Regions from separate parts of the Homo sapiens genome. Here regions 2, 3, 4 and 5 are each linked to region 1. Evidence: chromatin loops called from intact Hi-C (ENCODE). Cell type or tissue: mammary epithelial cell. All regions are shown on one strand. Region 1 overlaps ASTN2 (astrotactin 2). Region 2 overlaps ASTN2 (astrotactin 2). Region 3 has its middle 41 kb from the start of LINC00474. Region 4 overlaps ASTN2 (astrotactin 2). Region 5 has its middle 230 kb from the start of LINC00474.

What was found. A loop is a pair of places that touch in the nucleus more often than their neighbours do. Peaks named below come from ENCODE experiments on the same cell type or tissue, not always from the same donor. Only the 100,000 strongest peaks of a DNase experiment are listed, where the experiment ranks them.
Region 2: it touches region 1 in a loop (6-fold over the local background); 14 of 110 quality-filtered maps call a loop at or near these places.
Region 3: a loop joins it to region 1, with 7 times the contacts of the local background. A loop is called at or near these places in 23 of 110 quality-filtered maps.
Region 4: a loop joins it to region 1, with 15 times the contacts of the local background. A loop is called at or near these places in 15 of 110 quality-filtered maps.
Region 5: it touches region 1 in a loop (11-fold over the local background); 7 of 110 quality-filtered maps call a loop at or near these places.

Annotation. Positions count from the first base shown.
Region 1 is chr9:116,659,264-116,664,263 of GRCh38, forward strand. All of the region lies in intron 16 of ASTN2 (astrotactin 2), which reads right to left. Among named protein-coding and RNA genes, the nearest start is that of TRIM32, 26 kb to the right of the region's middle. In mammary epithelial cell, a CTCF peak has its summit at 2,002 (motif pointing left); a DNase peak (open chromatin) is centred at 1,998; H3K27ac peaks cover 433 bases.
Region 2 is chr9:116,492,461-116,497,460 of GRCh38, forward strand. The region is part of intron 19 of ASTN2 (astrotactin 2); the gene reads right to left. Among named protein-coding and RNA genes, the nearest start is that of ASTN2-AS1, 9.3 kb to the right of the region's middle. In mammary epithelial cell, a CTCF peak has its summit at 2,764 (motif pointing left); no DNase peak of the experiment used is centred here.
Region 3 is chr9:115,881,801-115,886,800 of GRCh38, forward strand. No RefSeq gene overlaps it. Among named protein-coding and RNA genes, the nearest start is that of LINC00474, 41 kb to the right of the region's middle. In mammary epithelial cell, a CTCF peak has its summit at 2,126 (motif pointing right); a DNase peak (open chromatin) is centred at 2,161.
Region 4 is chr9:116,587,554-116,592,553 of GRCh38, forward strand. All of the region lies in intron 19 of ASTN2 (astrotactin 2), which reads right to left. Among named protein-coding and RNA genes, the nearest start is that of ASTN2-AS1, 86 kb to the left of the region's middle. RefSeq lists enhancers at 2,289-2,848, 2,849-3,406. In mammary epithelial cell, a CTCF peak has its summit at 2,028 (motif pointing right); a DNase peak (open chromatin) is centred at 2,058.
Region 5 is chr9:115,691,514-115,696,513 of GRCh38, forward strand. No RefSeq gene overlaps it. Among named protein-coding and RNA genes, the nearest start is that of LINC00474, 230 kb to the right of the region's middle. RefSeq lists an enhancer at 1-623. In mammary epithelial cell, a CTCF peak has its summit at 2,639 (motif pointing right); DNase peaks (open chromatin) are centred at 378 and 2,668; H3K27ac peaks cover 971 bases.

The DNA.
Region 1 (5,000 bases):
CCATTTTTAATGAACATTTGCATTCCAAGCACAGAGTTCACTGTTTGATATCATGTAGACAGTCTGCAGGTAAATATATGAACAAATGAATAAATGAATGCATAAATCTGACTCCTGTCCCACTAGTGTAATGCTTATCAGACTTCAGACCAACTATCCCAATTTATCACCACAGCCCCAAAGACAGTTGGTCTTTGTTTTATTTTATTAATGTACACTTGATAGATCAGAGAAGTAAAGTAACGTGACCAAAGTCACACAGCTAGCAACTAGTCTAGCTGTTTCTACCCAGTTTTTCTGCTCTTTCCACTGTCCATATTTCCTCTCTGAAAAACTTTCAGCACCAGTTTTCACTCCTACAGGATGAGTCATATCCGTTCCAAATATTTGTATCTTCCCATTACCTCCCACCCCCAGGTAATGCCCCCAATCTCCTCCACCCATTTCCATGGGCTAATAGGGTCTCCTGGGTGGAAAGCATTCTAAAGGTCACCTGGTCAGAAATCCCATCTAATTTTTCATTTACCACCAAATAATCCTCCAATTTATTCTTGGACATTTCTAAAGATGTGGAAATCAGTACCTTTCTAGGCCTCAAGTTCCATTGTGGAAAGGCTCTATTAAACTTAGACTAACTTCTCATCCAGGAACCACACTTCTCATCCTAAGCATCAGACCCAAGCCCAGAGTTATGTACTTTATGCTATTAGATGTCTTATCTACAGTACTCACGCCTGGACTCTAGTTGGGGTGTGGGGTCATACTACAATTAAACAATTAACTAACTAGGTAGATGAAATTCCTATCCCAGGAACCATAGGGCATTGTTGGGTGGCTTCTGAGAAGGTATATATGTATGAGTATGTGTATGTTGTGATGTATGTGTTGTGTTCATATTGCAAGCGCACACACACACACACACACACACACACACACACACATTTGGGGAATGGAAAGAAAAGCAACAGTGGAGATTCCAAAAATAAGAAGACAGAATTATAAAACTGCCAAACCCTAGGACAACTGATTTCCTAACCTAAGTGAATTTGCAAGCTCTTCCCCTAAATGTATAAGTAATAAGCACAATTACAGAGGGGCAGCTATAGCACAGTGTTTTGCTTGAGTTTAAATTCCATCTTTTTTGTTTTCTAGCTGGGTGACCTTGGAACAAGACCTTAACCTCTCTAAGCCTCCATTTCCTCATCTGTAAAATGCTAATAATTTTAGTACCTAAATATTGGATTATTTGGAGGATAAATGAGAATCAGAACTTAATGAAAAATATCCAATGCTAGCGTGTCAAGAGCATCATCAGAGGTCATTTGTTCCAGCCCCTGGCATTCATCCTAGCATTATTCAATTCTTGTACATGTCTGAATCTGTAAATCTTCCCTTGAAACCTGCCTGATGCTTTAACTGTCAAAAATTTCCCCTTAAATTACCTGTCTTCTACCTACAAGAAGACAGTAGACCAGGGTAGAATTGAATGCGTAAGTCCAAAACTGTTGAGTCAGACTACCTGATTTCAAATCTTAATCAAGTCACTTCACCTCTCCAACCTTAGTTTGTTCATTTGTAAAATGGGGATACTAACTCCTCATCCAACTCCTCTAGGAATAAAACAAAAGATGTTGTGCTAGCACATTTTCACCTATGATCTCTCACAGTTCTCCACCATCCTACAAAGTAGGGATTGTTGCCCCCTTTTACAAATGAGAGAACTGAGGCACAGAGTGATAAAGTATAACTTGCAAGAGGACACCTGTCTTCAAGTGAAAGCAGTTAAATTTCTGAGGCAGGTCATACTCTCTGTGGGAAAGGGACCCCTGGACACTGCCCAGTAGCCTAGTACTGGCCAGTGTCTTGGCCAGAATCAGGAATCAGTCGGCATTGAAGGGTAACATTTACTTCTTCCTCCTGGGACAAGGCAGGTTGTGGCCAGTAACAGGAGGCTGAAAAAAAAAGGTCATATGTGATCTCCTGCTGCCCTCTAGTGCCTACTTAAGATGATTGCTCTGGGGAAATCTCTGTTCTGATCCTTTCTTGGCAAAGAAGGATCATTGTGTGCAAAGCAACTTCCACTGAGGGAAGCCAGGGAAACAGTAAAAGCTAGCTATGATACAAGGAAGCTTAGTGCGATGAGTAAAAGAATTCTGAAAGAGCATTTGCTGAGAAGGCCTATTCAGTGCCAGGTTTACAGCTAGGCACAAGGGGGGAAAATATGAATAACAATTTGTTTCAATCCTTGTGGTACTCAAGTGTAGAGACCTGATGGGACGTATTGGCTGGGAAGGAAAAAACAGAGATGGAGAAGGAGACGCTTAAGATATGGCAGAGAGAAAAGATAATTGATGGAGCAGGATCTTAAAGAAGACAGTAAGAGAAAAAATTCCAAGGTGGTAATGGAATGGATGCGGTCTGAACTTCATATACATCTGGATGTGAAATTCAGTTGGTCAAAACTAGGCATGCAACCAGGCCCTCTTTGTATAGTTACACAAGTTGAGCTCTGTAAAAAGGTGACTCACTCATAGGTGGGAATTGAACAATGAGAACACTTGGACACAGGAAGGGGAACATCACACACCGGGGCCTGTTGTGGGGTGCGGGGAGGGGAGAGGGATAAAATTAGGAAATATACCTAATGTAAATGATGAGTTAATGGGTGCAGCACACCAACATGGCACATGTATACATATGTAACAAACCTGCACATTGTGTACATGTACCCTAGAACTTAAATTAAAAAAAAAAAGAAAAAAATATATATATATAAAAGGTGACAAGGCAAAAGGGTGGATGGGGACTAAATCCACCCTCAGCTTCACGTGCCATGCCTGTGCTCCTGCAATTGAGTACAAGTAGAGGAGCTCCTCTTCCTAATTCATATAAGAGGTAACTTACAGGCTAGCCACAGCCCTGCATGTGACCATAGACAAGCTTCTTCCTCATAGTAGTCTCTGCTTTTTATGTATAAAATAGGCGAATATCACCGACAATATAAAGTTGTTGAGATTTAAGATAACGGGCTGGGTGCAGTGGCTCATGCCTGTAATTCCAACACTTTGGGAGGCTAAGGTGGGCGGATCACCTGAGGTCAGGAGTTCAAGACCAGCCTGGCCAATATGGTGAAACCCTGTCTCCACTAAAAATACAAAAGTTAGCTGGGTGTGGTGGTGGGCACCTGTAATCCCAGATACTCGGGAGGCTGAGGCAGGAGAATCACTTCAACCTGGGAGGCAGAGTTTGCAGTAAGCAGAGATTGCACCATTGCACTCCAGCCTGGGCAACGAAAGTGAGACTCCATCTCAAAAAAATAAAAAAATAATGTAGGGTCATGCCAGACACTTAATAGCCACCCAAAACATGCCAGTTCTTGTTATTATTACTATTATTAGTATTATTCTAACAACATAGTCTTATTTTTAATGCAGTTTTGCTTTTAAGATGGTGATAGGAAAAGTGCTTGGTAAAGGGAGAAGACAGAAAAGAAAATCATATTTCCCAATCTTCTATTCTTTGCCAAACACAAGACATTGTGGATCTCATGGAATCCTCACAACAGTGCCTTGGACAAGTAATGTCGTAATTTTTTACAACTGTAATATACAGCTGAAAAAACAGAGTTTCCGAGAAGTGACAGACTGCAGTCGAAGGTCATTAGGCATTCAAAGACTGACTCCAAAGCCCCTTTTCTGTCCAAAGGAGCTGAGATGGATCATTAATAGGAGAACGCCTTCTCTTTCTTGGGATCAAGTTCTTTTACTTTCTTGAAAACTGTGTTTAAAACTTACTCCTCAAGAACGGATTCCAAGATTAGTTCCTTCCCAATTCCTTCCTCCTCCTTCCAATCACTTCTCAGGCTAGGGGTCAAAGAGGAAATGCTCAGAAAAGATTATTCTTGGACAAGGCTTACGGAATTGGAGGCCTCTGAGATGCTAATGACCTGCTTTAGATAAAGACTCCCAGATTGTCCCACTTGAACATATTTGAAGCAGGAGAGCAGACCAACAAGGTATACCAGCCCACCTTGGGGCCAGTAGGAGGCCACTTTGGGGCCAGGGGGAGGTTGCCAGTTTCAAACATCCAGGAGGGTATGAACATCAGCTGGAGTCATCTAGGAACCATTAGTCAGTTAAGGGAACCATTAGAAAACACTCTCTTACTGTTTTCCTGGGGGTTCACAGTCTTGCTTTCACATTTCTAACTATTTTTAACAAAATGTTAAAAATACTCATGTTAAAAGACAACCTTTAAACATGTTACCAGGCATTACTTTTGGAAAACATGTTCAAGATTGAGTTACTTCTCCGTTAGCTCCCCTCTGCGGTGTAACTCTGCTGCTAGGGGCAGGGAGAAGGATCAATGAGCCCACTCAACAAAATATAAAAGGGCTGAAACTCATAGAGATTTCCTGTCTTATATTGAGGCAATCAGTAAAATTAATATTAACTGTAGCTGCAGTTTTACAGGCACATATTCCAGGACAGATGTTCTGCTACTTGATTTGCATACATTATGCCCTTTGGTCTCTATAAATCCTAACAATGAGAGGTAGGTTTCACTATTGCTTTTTAAAGATGAGTAAATGGAAGCTCATGGAGGGAAAATCAGGGATCCAAGAACATCTGGATTGCCATTGTGACCTTCCTTATTTCTAAGCACTCTTCCACAATATTAGGCTGCCTCCCACTCTGCTACATTGCTAGAGATTCAAGTTCAGGCAGTTATAAATTCTGGAAATTGAATATTCAATTTCTGTTGCTTCTGCCCATTACATCACAGTAATCAGCAATAAATCTCTTACCATAGCAGTCTATGGACAATCAATAGGTAATTGGTTGAAAAACTATGAAGCATCCAAACAGTGGGGTACTATATACCTAAAAATGAATTAGAATAATATTGTATGTGATTGGAGTAATCACAAATATATTTTACTAAATGGAAAAAAGGAAAGTGCAGAACAGTGTTTAAGGTTTTTTGTTTTTTTTTAATAT
Region 2 (5,000 bases), 170 kb before region 1:
TTTTACAGGTGACAAAACTGAAGATCAGAGAAGGACAGTGACAGGTCCATGCCCATACACTCAACAGGAGGAGATTTGGAACAAAAACTTGGTGCCTTGACTCCTGGAGTCTCGGAGATAACTTGTACCAGCCAACTTATGAGATAAAATCACTGAGAATTTAAAATCTCTCAAAGCTAACACAGGAGCCCTTCCTCCCCAATTTCTGACCACTTTATTCAACATGAATGTGATATACAGTCCCTGGGCAATTACTACGCACCAGACACTGTGCTAGGTACATGGTTCCACCTTGCCATCTTCTTAAGCCTGGAATTTCTGAGAAAGACACAAAGTCTCCAAGAGATAGGAGTTTAGTACATTTCTAATATGTCATATATTTTAACAGTGGTTTGCAGATTATAACATAGAGAACTCCAGGGGCAAGGATGAACACTAACAGGAGAGAGATTGGGGCCAGTCTTCCATATACTCACACTAACCTTCAACTAGATCAACTCTAGTTTGATCTATTTTATATACTAGCGGTCCATGTTTTTATTTAGTTTTTTACAAAACTGTTTATAAAAGTTGGTTTTAAAGTTTTATTGCTTAAAGTGTTTGAATTCCAGAACTGTGCTGTATTCTCTGATAGAAATACAGAGGCTTGGGAATGCTACACCTTAATTCAAGGATTTGCAGCTACTCAGGGGCAGAATCCAGAATCAAGCCCCACTGTCTTGCATCTGAGCCCCATGCACCTTTCACTAGGCCACTCTACCTGGGAGGCCTCTGCTCCGTCCTCCCTGGTACCTTGTTAGGGGCTTATGGTAGAACCCTCCTAGAACCCAGGCTGCTGCTTCTGCCTCGCCCAAGTTCGTCCAAGTCTCTAACATTCTTTTCCTGTTTTTCTTTCCTTGAAAACAGATAGGGAGTTGGGAGTCGCTGTACAGGAATGTGCCTGTTCCCCATTACAGCTCTTCTGGGGCTGTAACCCGAGTGGGCTGGGGCCAGACCCCCACACATTTCTTTATCCACTCAGACTCTAGCCTTGCTCTCATTACCTTCCACAGAAAATGTTAATCATGATTCTGCTGCAGCTTCAGAATCAACCCAACAAAGCATGGATCAATTTTTCTAGAGGCCCCACCCCCTATTCCTCAATTCCCTCTCCCTCTCCTTTCAGCAGTCCCTCAATCCTCCTCCTTGTTTCCCCTCTCTCTCTCTTTCTCCCCTCACCCTCTTGCTTCTGAATGAGTTGAGGTCACCGTCAAAGCCGGCCACATGAGCAAATTGAAAACAGGTTGGGAGAAAAGCAGAAAAGAAATTCCAGAATGGAAGGAGCAGTGGGAGTGGGGGGATGTGGGGGTGGGGACGGCAAGTTTTTTAGCCCAGGTGAGGAGAAAGGTCCCCAGCTCAGGGCTCCACACTCTTTTCGGGAAACACCAAGAGGATTTAGGAGTCGTCACTCTGGGCCTGGCCTCTCTAACCTGCAGATGCTCTTTGTCATGGTGCCCAGGGAGAAGCAGAGCTCTCTCTGCATTTCCTTTACTTGGGCAACTGTAGAAATTCATTATGAGAACTTGTCAGGGACAAAATGCATCTTTAAGGGCCTCATACCTATCAGCTGCAGTTGGTTTGTTTCTTCTGAAACATGGTGTTATTTTAAATCTGAAGAAGCAGTGTGTAGAGATCCTCACCTTTATTGTAATGGCAGTAGGAGGTAGTAGAAAGAGAGTGGGTTTTGGGGAGCAGATGACACCTAGTTTTGAAGCCAGACCTACCACTTATGAACTATATTATGTAGAGATGGATGATTAAACTCTCAGAGACTGCTTCTTCATCTGAAAAGATGATCCTATCAATTTCAGAGAGTCAGGTGAGGATTGAGTAAGAGAATATTTATAATATGTCTGATACATGAATAGCTTACAAATGTTAGTGCCCCCCTCACCCCTGCTCCCTCAGGTCTGAATAATTTGTCTGATGGCAAAATTTTTAGTTATCACGCTCAGTTGCTTTTAGGTGCATTACATCATATCTAACTCCCTAAAACCTTCCTGTTTTTTTGCAAAAAGAAGACATTTTGAATGGAAGGAAGGAATGAAATAAGAAACAAAGAAAGAAAGGAAGCAAAAAGAGGGAAATAAAAATGTTATTTGGCTTTTATTACATGGCATCAACAACGCTAGACATTTTTACTTATATTGTCTTGGTTAAATATTCAAAACAATCCATCTTGCTTAAAATTCGATAAAACCTAATGAATTCAGTGAATTGTGCTTTTGCAGATGAGGAAACAGTTTCATCTGTAAATAACTTTCTCACAAAAATCTACCTAGGAATGTCAGAGTAAAGGCTGAAGTCAGGACATTCAGCACCCAAAGTCTGTGCCTTTCCTACTGCACATTTCCCTCCAGACTGCGAGATGCCTGGGGTGGGAATTCTGTTTCAGTCACCCTTGTGTTACTGGTGTCCAGCATAGGGCTGATGATGAAGCTATTTACTGAAGCCTGTGAAACTGAACTTCAGTGGTTGAAGCCTGGATCTGCTCCTATTTACTCGACATCAGCACCTGGCATTAGAACTCTCTCTTGGGATAGCCAGGCTGCCTCCTGCATAACCTTTCAGGAGTAAATAGGACACAAATAATACAGGAAAGGAGGAAATGACGTAAAGATAAGGGCTCCAAAAAAAGGGAATAGTGATCTAGCAAATACCTACTGAGAGTTTCTGTGTGCCAGGCATCGTGCTGAGACTTCAGGCTCATCCTCATGCCTGCCCTCTAGTGGACACCTGTTGGTTTGACTGGCTATAAAGGCATGCCTCTTTCTACCAACAGCACCTGAGTTTTCCTTTGGGGAACCAGCTCTCCCCCAATCTCAGTCTAAACAATTTAGGTAGAGCTAAGGCCCCTTTTATCCTTCAGAGACTGGCATGTGATCGATGGCCAGCCATTTCATGTCAAAGGTCAAAAAGACAAGTGACCTAGGCTTAATCAATCAGACTAACTCCAGGTACAGACACCAACCAAGTTCTGATGACATTATTTGAAGCCCTGGACCCAGTTGTGTCTGAGGCCTAGATCTACCCTTGGGTATTTCAGATACATGAGTTAGTATTTTTGCATTTTTGCAACTTTCCATTTGTTTTCTGTTCCTTGCAATCAGGAGTCCTCTCAAATACAAATCCTATGAGGTATGTTTTATGATTGCCATTTTATAAATGAAAAAATAATGCTCACAGATCTAAATCAAGTAGTCCAAAGTCATACTCCATCTAAATAAGAAGGCTGGAATTCAGATTCAAAGCTGTCAGACTCCAAAACCCGAGCCTTTCCTATCATAAAACGCTGCCTAGGGTGAGGGATACAAAGACTACTAATTAACAAGAATTCACGGGGTATCTCCAGTGTCCTGCTTCCTCGGGCCCCTTCTTCCTCACTTCCTGGGCTCCTTTCCTCACTCACGCATTCCAGCCATGCAGACATTCTTCCTCCTCCTCTAACATGCCAAACATACTCCCACCACAGGGCTTTTGCACCTGTGGTTTCCATGGAGCCTTCTTCCCCTTGTCGTTGTATGGCTTACTCCCTCTCCTTTCCCAAATCCTTGCTCAAATGTCACTTGCTCAGAAAGGCCTTCTCTGGCCACTCAGTCTACAGGAGCATCCACTATCACCCTTTACCCTCTTAACCCATTTATCTTTACAAAATTTATCACTGTCTCTCATATATTGATGGATTGATATATTGCCTGTATCCCCTGCTGTAAACCCTGTGAGTAAGAGAATTTGTTCACTTAGAATGGTGTCTGTACACAGTAGGTTTTCCATAAATATTTATATAGTGAGTGAATGTATCTGTTGTGTGCTTCAAACTGAGCTGATGGCTGGGAGCACAAGCATAAAGAACACTTTCGTTTGAATTCCCTGGAAAGCAGAGCTTAAGAACAATGGCTTGGGTGCAGAAGGTTTATTTGGGAGGTGATTCCAGGGAGCAGGTATGGGGTAAAGGGCAGAGTAAGACAGGGAAGAGAAAAAGTCAATATAAAGGTATATCTTCAAGTTTGCTACTGTACATGATGGGACCTAATTCTGCAAGACCCTTTTAAGGAGGGAACAAGATACCCCCCAGAACTGTTTGGCTGGAAGTCGGGGAGATGGGGCACTTATCTACCAATTCCTGATTCCCATTGGTTGGGTCCTGTTTTAGTCTATTCTCATGCTGCAATTAAAGACATATCTGAGACTGGGTAATTTATAAGAAAAAGAGGTTTAATGAACTCACAGTTCCACATGGCTGGGGAGGCCTCAACATCATGGTGGAAAGCAAAGGAGGAGCAAAGGCACGTCTTACGTGGTGGCAGGCAAGAGAGCTTGTGCAGGGGAACTGTCCTTTATAAAACCATCAGATCTCCTGAGAATTATTCACTATCATGAGAACAGCACAGGTAAAACCTGCCCCCATGATTCAATTACCTCCCACCAGGGTCCCTCCCATAACACATGGGGATTATGGGAACTATAATTCAAGATGAGACTTGGTTGGGGACACAGCCAAACCATGTCAAGTCCTTCACCCAGGAGTGTTATTTCCCCACACTTTTTTAAAGTTGTACTTGCACACTGGCCTAGGGAGCTCCTTCAATCTCTCATAAGGCTGTGGGGCAGAAAGTGCAAGTGTGCATCTGAGGTCACTGGCAGCACAAAGTGAGCCTGAGTGTGCACAGAGCTGCTCACCACAGCTGCAGCTGAAATAGCCATGGGCCAAGAGGATATGGCATGGCCCCAGAGGCATCTGCTATAAAGATACAGTCTCTGCCTTTAAGGAGTTTGTAAAAAGAGCAACTGACTTGTCTTCCTTCTTGAGGTCTAGGACAAACTTGTTAGCCTCACTGTTCAAAGAGTTCACAAGCAGTTATCGAACACCCTCTAGGCGCCAGGGAAAGGACTACAACTGTGGTCACAGCTCTGACCCACAGGAACAAAACCTCTTCCCTGTGATGCTCACAGTTTTGCAA
Region 3 (5,000 bases), 780 kb before region 1:
ATGGAAGGTTCAGTTTTACAGGGACACAGAAGTTTTCTCTCTCTTTTTTTTTTTTTTTTTTGAAACAGAGTCTCGCTCTGTCGCCAGGCTGGAGTGCAGTGGCTGGATCTTGGCTCACTGCAAGCTCTGCCTTCTGGGTTCTAGCGATTTTCTGCCTCAGCCTCCCAAATAGCTGGGACCACAAGCATACACCAGAACACCCAGCCAATTTTTGTATTTTTAGTAGAGACTGGGTATCACCATGTTGGCCACGATGGTTTCAATCTCCTTACCTCGTGATCCAACCACCTTGGCCTCCCAAAGTGCTGGGATTACAGGCGTGAGCCACCGTGCCCGGCCGGGACACAGAAGTTTTCAACGTTTACTCTAAGCCTCCCATAGATGGGAAAGTTGAAGCTCAGAGAGATTCATGAGCTTGCCCAGAACCATACAACTTGAAGCAGAATTCAGGTCTCCTGAAATTTAGGTCATAATATTTCCTGTGGTAGTATAACATTAGTCTGAGTTGCTCATAAGCTGCCCAGAGAAAACAACAGAGTTTGGGACAACAATGTCTTAATAAAATAATCTAGATGGAGGCTAGCAGTGAAGTTAGCCTCTGTAATGGCCTGCACTCTGATTACCAACACACAAAACCTTGGATTTGACATAAACCAAGAACCATGTAATCACATGTCCACCAGTGAGGTCAAGCAGACAACTGAGCTGCATAGGATAGCACAGAGAAATAAGAACCAGGATGAAATGGAGAGTCGTGTCCACCCAAAATCTTTAAACTTCCAATCTGTAACAGATTTCAGAGTAAACGAATCAAATTGTTGAACTGAATTCCCTTATAGGCTGCTGGTTTGCAACCTTTGACTTCAATGTCAATTGATATACTACAAATTTCAGTCCTAGATTTAGGAGGAACTTCACAGTATGATGTGATCCGGCATTTTGCCTTTAGTCTAACTTTGTATCATCTCCATTCTAGATCTAAGGAAACCAGAGGCTGAAGATGTGGAGTACAGGTACAATGTCTCATGACAAGTGGGTAAGAACTAGAAGAGAAGTCTTTGAATTCCCTGCTTCATGCTCTTTTGGGTGTTGGAAGAGCATGAAACCTGAAGTTGGAAAGAGATTCAAAATAATAGTGACACCACTTCCTAGCTGGGAGACTGGGGCCAAGTTACATTTGCCTTAGCAAGCCTTGGCTTTTTCCACTATGAAATTTAAAATAATAAAAGTAGTGACTTCATAATGTTGTAGGGGGTTAAATAAAACAACACATGTTAAATTTGTTTAGCCCAGTGCCAAGTGCAGCATGAGGATTTCTGAGCTGATGCTTTGTCATTGTTGTTTTGTTGTGCCTTGTTGCTTCCTGTTTCAAAGTAATGCATTCTTAGAGTTCCTGATTTTTTAAGGACCAGCTAATTTCAAATTGGCTCTCTCTCCCCCAGCAAGCCTAGTGTCTCTGCCACCAGAGTGCAAACACACTTGAGTTCACCATATTGAGAGCTCCACATGCAGTGTGTTCTAATTGGCAGTATGGTGTTTGGAACTAGGGCATCACAGTTTTAGGGCTGACTGGTATGTACCTGAGGTCAGGGACCTGGTACACAGCCACACCAAGATATGACAACCCCTTTTTGTAATGTATTCATGAGAAAACATATAGTTATATGAAGAAAGTAAAGGGAATCAGAAGCTTGAATATCTTCAGACCTCCTGGACCCTGGAAATGACTTACTTTTCCCATGGCCTGAGTGAGAGGAGTTTGGTCTGGAAAGTTGGCTTATCTTCGTTCCATCTCTGTCTCCAGTGTCTTGCCCCAGCCTGGTCCCATCTGTCATCATCTAGCAGACTTAAGGAGAGACATGTGAGTGTGGAGTGATGGGGATGGACACATTTTGCAAGACTCCAGGAAGCCCCAAACTGTGTTACTAGAGTTCACTCTTGGTGATTCTATGCAGGATGAGGCTTCCAAGGGTTATGGGATGTGGACTTGAAAGGAAACTCCTGTTTCCCATTTAGTGCATCCAGCCTCAGGGGTGGGAAGAATAAAGGGACATCTTCTGATGTGGGCTGCTGTGTTGCACACTCTTCCCTGTCCTTGGTGCGGTCCGTGTTGATAACCACAAGGTGGCATCGCAGATTAAAGTGAAATGCCACAAACTTGCTTCCCTGTTCCCAGGTGAGGCTGTGATATTCATTCCACACCTGGGAGTTAAGAGGATATTTATCACAATCTGTTCATTTTACAGATGATGATATTGAGGCCAGGAACAAGGCATAACCTGCCTGAGCGAGTTGTGGTATAGAACATAAATCACCCAAGTACTAATCAGAAAGGGAAATGCATTACCCATTATTAAGCACCCAGGTAATGGAACTTGCCCCTCAATTTAACAAAGTGTGAAATATGTCAATGTGTATTTTAAAGAATTATCAGTATAAGAAATTCAAATATATCCACCATGAGGGCAGGGATTGTGCCTATTTTGCTTGCCATGTAGAAGATCCTGGAGGTTTTTTGTCTGTTTGTTTGTTTTGTTTTTGGAGGATTGGTTTATTTTTCCTAACTTGCATAGATTTAGATTTTTCAGCTCTATATTAGAAGTTAATGGGGGCACAAACTACTTTCCCCCTTATCTCTCACTCACTCAATTAACAAGAAGCCAACAAATTTGGGGGCTGGGTTGTGCCCTTACTAGGACCCTGGCCCAATTTTTGGTACTCAGGGGATGACAAAGGGACACTGAGGACCCTGCCCTGCTCTTATATGTCCACTGTGAACTCACACATTGACTTTCAAGATTATAGAGGTGGAACAGGGATGTTTGGGCTGCCTTAACCCTTACCTTAACTCTCACTCTCCGGCTCCTCCACAGAAATCAGGGTCCAGCTTAGTTTCTGACTCTAGGAGAAGTCAAGTGGTCTCTGAAGTCCATTGGTAGCATCCAGACCTCTGGATGAGCTTCCTGACATCGCTCTGCTGCAATACTAATACACAAGGGTTCCTTCTCATTCCAGGTTTGTCACTCTCTGAGGTGCCTTAAAAAAAGTTACTTTTCTTTGGGCCTCAGTTTCCCGGTGTTTCTCAAAGCCAAACATCCTAATTTTCTAGATCATCTAATATCCTCCTGTCATGAAGTTTGTTAGCAATTGAATTGCCTCTCCTACTGCTTCTGCTTCTGTTCAGATTCCTTTATAGCAAAACGTTGGCTGTGCAATGAGGAGTCCCTAATGACTGAATGTGGAATGTTTATTCTTTGGAAAGCTCTGAGGTTGGGACTTCAGGGAAAAAGAAATGCCATCATACTGTTTTAGAAAAATGCTCTCCCATCAGAGGAAGAGTCAATGATTCTCAGTAGGAAAAGTTAAAAAAAAAAAAAAAACAAATCATGTGCCCAGATGAAACTTAGTTTTGTTTTGTATTTTAATGCTCAAATAAGCCAAGTGACCTCACTTGGGACACTGAATTTCTTAGAGTGATATTCAAGAGTAGATAGATTTTCTGATCCCAAATTTGAAAATTCCCACGGGTAAAAATCTCCACAGCAAGTAAAATCACCAATGTTGGGGAGGGGAATAAAATTAAATCATTATAGGTGTGGGTATTTTTTAAAGTGATACATACTAATCGTACCTATTTATGGAGTGCTTGTGATATATTCACACAATGTGTAATCACTGAAGCAGGGTATTTAGGATATCCATCACCTCTACCATTTATTATTCATTTGTTCTGGGAACATTTTAAATCTTCTTTTCTACCCATTTGAAATATATAATATATTGTTGTTAACTATAGTCACCCAACTGTGCTGTCAAACCCTGGAATGTATTTCTTCTATCTGCCTGTATGTCTGTACCCACTGACCAACATCTCTGCATCTTACTCTACTCTTCCCAGTCTCTGGTACCTATCATTCTACTATCTACCTCCATAAGATCAATTTCTTTGGCTCCCACATGTTAATAAGAACATGCCATATTTGTCTTTCTCTGCTTGGCTTATTTCACTTAACATAATGTCCTCCCGTTTCATCCATGTCGCTGCAAATGATGTGATTTCATTCTTTTTATGGCTGAGTCATATTTCATTGTGTGTATTTAACACATTTTCTTTATTCATTCATCTGCTGATGGACACTTAGGTTGTTTCCTTATCTTTGCTACTGTGAACGGTGCTGCAGTGAAAATGGGAGTACAGATATCACTTCGATATACTGGTTTTCTTTACTTTGTATAAATAACCAGTAGTGAAATTGCTGGGTCATATAGTAGTTCTATTTTTAATTTTTTGAGGAACCTCCATATGGTTTTTTATAATGGCTGTACTAATTTAGATTTCCATCTATAATGTATAAGAGTCCCCCTTTCTCTGCATCTATGCTAGCATTTTATTTTGTCTTTTTTTATAACAGCCATTCTAACTGGGGTGAGATGGTAACTCATTGTGGTTTTGATTGCATTTCTCTGATGATCAGTGATGTTGCACATTTTTTATGTACTTGTTGGCTATTTGTGTGTCTTCTTTTGGTTTAGTTTTAGCAAAATCCTTCGTTCGTGTAACTGAGCTCTGGATTTAGTCTCCCAAGGCACAAGGAAATTTAACTGACAGTTCTCATGCTGTCCTGCCATCCTCACTTCAGCTCTGAGTGTTCCAGTATTCTAGCTTAGAGCTCTTTTTGTTCTTTCACTAGTTGCTCATATAACATTGTTTCTAGGCCCCTTTCCATCTGCTCCAGTTGTCCAATGTCCTTTTTGAACAGTGGTGGCCAGAACTGCAAAATCCCCATGTAATTCCCCCATGCAATTTATTTGTGTCCATCTCTGTGCTAAGCAAAAACAACAAGGAGATGTAGAAGACATGGCCTGTGTTTTTGAGGAGCTCTTCTACAAAACAAAGCTATCAAGTGGCAGGTAAACACAGAAACAGAAACAAAAGGCAAAAGTTTTAAGGTGTTTTTCCACAGATGGGACAGAAATTAGCACAGATAGCAGACAAAAGG
Region 4 (5,000 bases), 72 kb before region 1:
CATTTATATAGTAGGGATAATGATATAAGCTTCCAGGACTTGCTGTGATTACTCCAAATCCTTGTAGAGTAACTGGTTGACAGCAGGAGCAAGAATCCTTAGTGGTTACATCCCAACTGCACTTCTTACTAGTTATATGTCCTTGGTTAAGTCACTGTCCCCTTCTGAGCTTCTATTGACATATCTGGAAAATGAGTCCAAGGATACACCACATTATAGGACTGTTGTAGGCAACTGGATGAGACTATGTATAAAATAGTTTATAAAGTAGAATACATTACTGAAAGGCAGGAGATGCTCATATTCTATGCCCAGGCCCTTTGAGAGAAGCATTCCAGTATCTCCTTATTATTCTTCCAGTCTTAAAGGGATTGTACTTCCATGTAGAGAAGAGTTTGAAAGCCCCATTTCAATGTCTGCTCTGTGAAAAGGTTACCAGTATTTTTTATTGTCATTTAGAGTGACCTGAGGGGAAATTGGCCAGACTTCTCTCCTAGGTCTACAGTGTTACTACAAAACTGAAACTCCACCCAGAAACCTGAGCCAGCTGGAGAATGAGGCACTGGGCATGAAACATGCCAAAAATATCTACCCGCTGCTTTCCAGGATCCCAAATGACACTGGTCATTGAAAACCCATCCCTCTAACCCAAAGGGAAAAATTCAGCTCTGCTTAAGAAGAACTTAATGCCCAATATTAATGTTAAAATCCAAAAAGGTCCTTCCAAAATTCTGACCTTCTATTGAAAGACATGTTTTTGTTTCACTGTCTCTTGGAAAATACTTTAGCAGCACATTTCAGAGTTACAAAATGGAGCAGATTGACAGACCTGGGAACCGATAGTCTGTTTATTCACTGAGCAGTGACAGTGGGGTCATAGCAACAGACAAAAGGATGATCATGCCAGGGCTTCTGAAGCAAAGATATCTAAGAACCTGAAGTCTTAATGGGTCCTGGGGTGGGAATTAGGATAGGCTTTGAAACTATGATGAGTTAAAACTGGAAACCACTTGATCTTGGATATGTTACTTAATCTGTCATAATAATAGTGTCTTCATCAATAAAATGGGATGATACACTTCCTATTATATAGCTTTAGAATATTATGCTGGAACGCTCAAGAAATGGTAGTTTTTTTTCTCTGACACCTATTCACACTGATTTTTTAAAATTGAAGAATGCCACTTACATACAGATCTTAAGTGCATAGTTCATACTTCAACGTTTTTGAAAAATGGCTGGATTATCCACTTTTATATGGGTAGCTGACCCACATCTTAGCAACACAGACAAGGTAAATAAAGAAAAAGAGGTTATCCCTCTGGGATCTAAGAAATACAGACCTATAAGGAAACAGACATGAACTGATCCAAAAAATTTCTCTTTTTCTTTCAGTGTAAATTGAGGTCAAGAATTGACTTGGGGAGGAAGATTTGGAGAAAGGTCATATAATTCTACAGTTACAGAAATAATCCCAATAATTAGCAAATACGTATTCAGTGTTTAATATGTCCAACAAGGATAACTCTCCCCACTAAATTATTTATCATCAAACATTTCCAGGGGGGTGTGGTCACAGGGAACCTTCTGGCTGTAGTTCAACATACTGGTTGCATTAAGAAAGGTAGGAGGAATGAAAGAGAGCTGAAAGGAGAAATAGATTGCAATTAAAGATGTATTACTTTTAAAAGTGCCAAGCATATTGGACACATAGTTAACAGAAATTCATTAAATAATTGCTGAATGAATGAATGATCATGTAGACAACTTCAAAATGGAGTACAAACATTTACTTTGATGAATCGCTCTCTTGGTCTCTCATGTGCAGTGTTGATATGTATAGTGTCCCTCTCAGAACTAACCTTTCTCCCTTTGGATTGTAAAAGAATTCCAGGAGTTTCTTAATCAAGGTTCCTAATGAGTTGTGGAGAGAGAAGGGAGAAATGCAACAGGTCTTCGTTTTTTTCTGTGCCTGTAATTCCTGCCACTGCCACATGATGTCACTATTGAAAACAAAGATTCTGCATGGCTCTGTGTCAAGTCATGGTGGAGGCGAAGGGAATAGAAAGGAGCCTTAAACAGATTACAGTGTTTCTCCAGTAGAGGGCAATCCCACTCCCTCAGTGACAACAGGCTCAAGCTTAGACTCCCAAGCCTCCAACTCTTTAGTTTTATGTTTCATTCCTCATTCTCAGGTCATGCCTACTGTGGCAAAGTGGCTGTACATACTGTGGCTTTGAGCCTGTCATACCAATCAGACATCTTCCTCCCTCATGATAAGTCCCCCTAGATGTTGGGACAATTTTAACCCACTGTAGAGTTTCTACACTTCACATGAAGAAGATCAGAACCTTCCACCCATTTATTCCCAGGAGTTCCTAGATTTATAATCAAATTTTCACAGCCACTCCACAGGGGCATCTGGGCTATGCATACTCACTGAGGTGGTCATTGAGGGGTAGCCTACTAATGGCAGTGGCAGCCCATATGAAGCGGCCACTGCAAAGACACCGGCTGCAGCAGGGGAGATGCAGCAGGGGCTGAGTGCTCCATGGAGCTGGCAGGAGCTAGGAACAGGTAGAAGCCCCACCCACTTCCAAGTTGGAGGAGCGGGAGCCCCACCCTCCGAGGCACAGTGTGGCCACACAGTTGCAGCTGTGGATCCAGGCATTCCTGCAGTCTCAGGGACCTGGGGATCACCCCCTTCCCCCACAGGCTCAGAAATACCTGCTCCCACTGCCTGGCCTCTCCCCGCTTCAAGCAGCCCCTCCAATTTCAGATCAAAGTTGAGGTTGGGCCCAGGCACTGTTGTGACCTGGCTGGGTGCATGTGAGCTCAGGGCAGTGCTGACATGCCAGCCCCCTGTTGCCTTGGCCCTCTCAAGACTTTGGGTGCCAATAAGCACGGGAAAGGGGCTGGGACAGCTCTGCACAGGCCAGCAGGCACCCCTCAGTATGAACAACCTGGTGCCAGGGATGGCAGGTTGACGGCAGCAGGAGGCAGAGAGTTTCCTGTGTGGAAAGGGGCAGGTCCCCAGTGCAGCCCCACCTTCAGGCCTGGGATGGCCTGAACCCTGGGGGCTGGGCTGCCAGATCTATGGACCAGAGTGAGAACTTACAGTGATTTTTCCAGACTTGACCATGGACACCTATGGACAAATCAGTATACAGTTCCTCCTCCCTGAAGCCCATAAAAACTCCGGACTCAGCCAGACTCAGATAGATGTCAGGACTATCAGCTGCAGGATTGAGCTACCCAGGAAGGAGCTTTGGTCTCCTCGACTTGCCCATGGAAAGCAGTGACCCATTGTAGGTCTCCTCTCTGCTGAGAGCTAGAGAGCTGGACACTCATCAGGATGACCTGCCTTCAGAAAGGAGCTACCCACTTCAAGTCTCCTGAGGGCTGTTCTGTCACTCAATGAAGCTCCTCTTTGCCGTGCTCACCCTTCACTTGTCTGTGTACCTTATTTTTCCTGGAAGCAGGACAAGAACTCGAGACTTGCCAAATGGCAGGGCTGAAAAAGCTCTAACACAAACAGGGTTGAAAGACACCCCTTGCTCACCACATTGCAGGCAATGAGGAGAGAAGAGCTGCAGCAGTTCAGGGAGCTCAGACCTAGGAGCTCCCTGAGCCAGGGCCATGACGCCCTCTTTGGGGCTCTGGTATCTCCAAGCTTCCAGATGCCACCATGTTCCCTGGTGCCAGCCATGGAAGCTGCTTGTGGTACATCTGGTCCAGCTGTAGCCTCACAGGGAGCTGGCACCCATGCCGGAACCTGAAGCCACCTGCCCTTCTGCAGCCAGAGTGCCTGACTATGTGCAGTAGCTGCACCCCACACCCACTAGCTCACACACCCCTCACCACTCCATGGCTGGCTTGCCCTTGGCAGGCATGGGATCCAGGCTGGTAGCATAAGCCAAGTGCAGCCTCAAGCTAATTTGCTACCTCTAGATATAAAAACATCTATCAGCTTTTTAAATGGCAGCTACTCCTAAGAACAAGAGAAATAATAATAACTATGACTCTACCCAACAATATGAATGGATCCTGTAGTGTGATAAGCATGGGAAGCTAGAAAAAAACAGAATGCATATTGGATAACTTTTTTAATGCATAAAGTTTGAAAACAGGCAAAAGTAATCTCTTTATGGCATTAGAAGTAAGGATAGTGTTTTAACCTTCAGGAAGAGGCTATAACTGAATGGGAGCACAAAGTGGGCTCTGTGAAGCTGGTAATTTGTTTCTTGATTTGGGTACTGGTTATATGGCTGTGTTCACTTCCTAAAATTACATCCATATATGTACTTATGATACGTGCATTTTTATGTGGGAATGTTATACTTCCATAGAAATTTCAAAAATAAATGAAGACATTCTGCCACAAATAAATGAAAGAAGAGATAATAGTGCAGCTGGCCCTCAGTATCTATGGGGAATTGGTTCCAGGTACCCCCTTGGATATCAAAATTTGCAGTGGCTCAAGTCTCATATATAAAATGGCATAGTATTTGCATATAGCCTATGCACATCCTCCCTTAAATTTTAAATCATCTCTAGATTACTTATAAAACCTAATACAATGTCTACAATCACTTCATTCATGTGGATTTAACATAGTACCAGTGTATCAGTCCATTCTTGCGTTGCTATAAAGAAATAACTGAGAATGGACAATTTATAAAGAAAAGAGGTTTAATTGGTTCACAGTTCCACAGCCATGAAGCGTGGCTGAGGAGGCCTCAGGAAACTTACAATCATGGGCAGAAGATGAAGGGGAAGCAGGCACATCTTACATGGTTGGAGCAGGAGGGAGAGAGAAGGGGGAGGTGCTACACACTTTTAAACAGCCAGATCTCAGGATAACTCACTCAGTATCACAAGAACAGCCACAAAGGGGAAATGCTCCCCCAAAGATCCAATCACCTTCCACCAGCCCTCGCCTCCAACAGTGGGGATTACAATTTTACATGAGATTTGGGTGAGGACACAGACCCAAACCA
Region 5 (5,000 bases), 970 kb before region 1:
TGGGTCATCAATGGGATTTGCAGGGATGATATAAAGATTAACTGGCCCAGAAAGGCCCTATTTCAGGACTTTATGTTATTAGATAACAGACTTTCCTTATTGTTTAAGCCAATTGAATCAGGGTTTTCTGTTATTTGTAACTAACAACACAGTAACAAATACAGCAAATTTAGACACAGACCAACTACCTATGTTGCTGTCACATGCAGACATGCAGAAGGATAATCTAACTTTTAATTCTTTTTTCTTTTTCAGAAATTAGAATTTGAAACAACGGAAAGAGAGAAATTTTAGGTTAGTAGCTAAATCCCCAAGGATACTAATTAGAGAAAGATGTTGGAATTGCCTTAATGAGTCACTGCCAACGCAAGTCCTAAGGAAGCAAAGACTGTGAGTAAGCAAAGGTAGCCAGCTGCTGGGAAGAGGACAATAGAGGAAAAGGTCAGAGGGACTTTAAAAGACTGACTGTGGGCTCCCTGAGGGAAGGAGGGATGGAGAGAGTATCGGGTCCTATAGAATACCTTAATTGTTTTTATGACTTCTCTTTTCCATATCCAGTTCACATGTACTCCTTTCTGTGCATTAAATTGAGTTTCTATTGGCTTCTTTGTAACAAAAAGAACTGAACAGAAACACATATCTATTGGACAAAGAGCAATAAAATGATATAATAACTGTATCTGAGGGTTTTTTCATTTTAAAGAATAAAACAAAACAAAAATCAAACAAAAAAAACCATCTATCTGATGTTGCTCCACTCCCAACAGCATCACTAACCGGTATGTACCCAGCTTCAGCTAAATATCCCTAAAACACCTCTTACTTTCCAAGGCAAAGTCTCCCACTGTTGAGTCGTGTTGACTGATAAAAAGTTCCCTCTGGGGTAAAAAAATGAAATTAGTTTTACCTATCCTGGGGTCACCTCCAAATACATATGCCTGTAATGTATTTCAATTAGAATACATTACACACTCCCTGTCACCTTCACTAGGAGAAAATCAGCAAAGTCAACCAGCATTTTTAGTTGTCACAACTAAAAGGTACTCCTAGCATCTGGTAGGCGGAGGCCAGGGATGCTGCTAAACATCCTACAATGGACAGGACAGCCTCTCACAACAAAGAATTTCCAGCCCAAAATGTCAACTTTGCCAAAGTAGAAAAGCCCTGTACTAAAGGAGACCTTCCATATAATAGACGGAACCCCCTCTTAGAAGAGAGGCCTTAGAAATGCTATGGTTTTGGAGCTTTTCTATTGAGCCCCTCATATTTTCCATCAACAGCAAGGCCCAGGTATTAATTATATGGTCTTATTCTGTGACCTGGTTTGTCATTCCTGAAATAGCTAAAAGTAAAACAGATGTCATTTCAATATCAAGAAGCAGTGGAACAGAAAGTGCCAAGGAGCAGGTGTATCAGATACTCAGAGGTGGTAAAGTCATGGCTGTCCATGCTTTGGAGCTAGGGCATCTACAATGCAAAGGAAGATTTTAAATGTGAATTTTGTGTTCTGGTCTATGAGTAGATGATTCACGACACTAGTTTGAAAATGCCTGAGTAATAACTTGACTTTGTTTCTGCACTGGACATCTGTTGTTTTTGTTCACTGGCATCACTTCCCTTTTCTTTTTTTCTTTCTTTTTTTTTTTCTTTTTTTTTTTTTTTTTTTTTTTTGAGACACAGTCTTGCTCTGTCCCCCAGGCTGGAGTGCAATGGCATGATCTCGGCTCACTGCAACCTCCACCTCCCAGGTTCTAGCGATTCTCCTGCCTCAGCCTCCTGAGTAGCTGGGAATGCATGCGCATGCCACCACGTCTGGCCAATTTTATTTTAACTAGAGACAGGGTTTCATCATGTTGGCCAAGCTGGTCTCGAACTCCCGACCTCAGGTGATTCCTCTGCCTCAGCCTCCCAAAGTGCTGGGATTACAGGCATGAGCCACCATTCCCGGCTCCCTTCCCTTTTCTTATGGGAACAGCATTGAATTTTCCTTTGAGAAAATACCTCTCCCTATAGGGGTAGTTCCTACAAAGTTTCGATGGAATTATGTCAGAGGCTCTTATACTTTCACACCATGGCTTGGCAAGTATCTCAATCTAGGCCAATCAGTCTTTGTTTCCTTAGGATATACATCTTGAGTGAAGTAATGCGTGAATGGGAAACATTTAAAGCTGATTCATGTGAATTGGGATAGTTCCTGAACAGAATGCCTACGGTTCTTTCTATCTAGATTCTCAATTGTCTCTTGCCTGTGACTCAATTGTTCAATGACCTCTCAATTCTGTAAGTTGTTTGTACTTACTTTCATTGTTTCTTCTCCTCAGGTAAATTCAGACTCTTTTTGGTTTCTTACACTAAAAAATTATCAACTTTTACAACCATAGAATTAGGCACTGGAAAGGGAGACTACATTTGGGTTCTCATTGTGTCCCTGCTCTTAATTGGTTATTATGGTGGGAGGAAATCACTTTTCCTCTTCTGGCCTATCTCCCCATCCATGAAAGAAGAGTGATGGACCAGGTCATTCTTAAAGGCCCTTCTAGTTCCAAGGTCATAAATTTCTAGTAAATACCAGACCTTCTTTAACTAGAAAAGGTAAATTAAACTTTCAACACAACCAGGAGGTGGTGCTCCAGTACCATGATGACACATCACTAACGGTGTCCAAGCAGTATTGCCCCTGTTGGGGCTAAGGGATTCCAAGAATCCTACAAGGTCTTTCCACACTGTCTGGTTGATTGAGCAAATTTTCTTCTATTGTGAAACACATTTTTATGTGTGGCTAATGTGGGAAGTCTTTGCAGGACCTCTATAGAGATGGATAAGCCTTCTTCCTCAAATGATTTCCTGTTGGTCAGTGTGGGAATATTATTCCTCGATATTTGGTAAGTCACAGTGATGTTGCGTGGAGATAAGTGGTGATATTGTGCATGTGGGAAGATAACTAGAGTGAGATGAGCAGCTACAAACATCAGGGGCTTTGCATTCTGGCACCAACAGTGCCATGTATTTGATGTGTAACTTTGGGAAATAATCCTGGATTTTGTTTCAGTCACTTCCTTTAAAAAAGATTACATTGCATGAAATCAGTGGTTCCCAAATTTATATTTTCCCAATGATAAACAGTGGAAAAATATTTTATTAAATAAAGTCATACATGAAATTCTCATATAAAGTACTTCTCAAAACTCTTTATAAGGGACAGAAACTCAATTCAAACAAGCTTAAAAGTAAAATAGGAAATTTATTACCTAAAATAACCAGGAAATCTAAGTGGAAGAACCATGTCAGACATGGCTGGGTGAGGAATTGAAAGCTGTCATCAGAGATCCACATCTCCATTTCCTATGTACCTATATCTACTTGGCTTTCTTCTCAGTGCGCTCTCAATGTGTGGCAGCAACATGGTTCTAGGAGAAGAGAAAGAAATAAAAAAGCTGTCTTCCTCATCTCTGCTTTCTTCCTTGGTAGGTTATCCCTCAGGTGCCTCCATAGAACATCTAAGTCATAAGGAACAGAACCTGAAAACTATGGGACAAGAAGATCTATAACATTTCTTGCAGCTCTGAGGAACTAGATCTCTAAGTTGTGAAAAAGGTGACACAGTTCTGTCTCCATTCTTTGTCAGGTTAATGCATTTTCCCATCTCTATAGAGGTCCAGCAAAGACTTCCCACATTAGTCACACACAAAGATATGTTTCACAATAGAAGAAGAAATTATCTACAGATAAATGGGAAAATGCAAGTTTGGGGAAATGCATTAAACTTGTATTTTCCTCATTATCTGTGGGCTAGCTATTTATTTAGAAAACAAAATGACAATTTGTCATCTTTGCTTGACTATTTCCTCATTCTCCAAAATATCTGTAACCTCATTTACATCATACAATCTCTTTGTACATGGTAGGAAACCCAAAGATAAGTTTCTCTACTATTCCAATGACACAATTGAGGAGCAGATAATCAAATAATCCAGTTACCAAAAGATAAGTATAAAATATTGTATCTACAAGAGCCCAGTGAAATCACCTTGCCCAACTCAATCATTTTTCACTTAAACAGATAGATCCAAAGGGGGAACTTTTGTTCTCAATACCATGTAATAATTTAGTCCCCAAGCAGGAATTGGAAGCCAAGATTGCTGCTTCCAAACTCCTTATTTCATCTAATTGTTGTTTCAGTGTAACTAGCAATGTCTTTCTCAATAACACAATTCTGATCATATCACTTTTTCCATCAATTATTTCTATGATTTTCCATTTTTAGTAAATGGTATGAACAACTTAGCATGACAATCAAGACCTTTTTTGATGCAGGCTCTAGCCTACTTGCCCAGCCTCATCCCTACCACTCCTTGCTCTTCCCATCATGTTTCAGCACAACTGACTCTTCTTGGCATCCCTTATATGTTTTGCTAGTTTTAGCTTCTAATCTTTGCTCAAAAAATCCCTATGTCTAGAATACTACCCCTTTCCCTCTTTTGTCTCATGATTTCTCCTTCTCTAAGATTCATTTCATGGGTTACTCTTTTCGAAGAATCCTGTGATACATCCTCTTCCCCCAAAGTGGTTTTCCCATGGGATCTCATGATTATTCCTATGGTTACTCTTACTAAATTAAGTGGAATTGTCATTTTATGGATCTAGCATTTTGCATGTCACTTTGGATAAACAAATTATGTTAATATTCGACTTGAAAGATAAGTTGAGGAACGAAAATGCTTTTCCAGGGCCTCTAAAAATACACTAGAGCAGGCATCACTCACTAATGGTTCTCTTTATTCAAAAGCCTGAACAAAGTTCCAGAATTCTCTACTCCATGATGCAATCACTACCTTTTGATTGAAGTTTGTAAATAAATGGAAACCCTATTTACCATTCCTATCTGTATCTAAAACAAAAAGTGAAGTATATTTCTTCTAAGGTGTCATATTTATTTGATCCTGAGGTCACTGGAGAAAACCTTGAGGTTACAACTTTGTTCAATAGCAAAGAGGACTGAA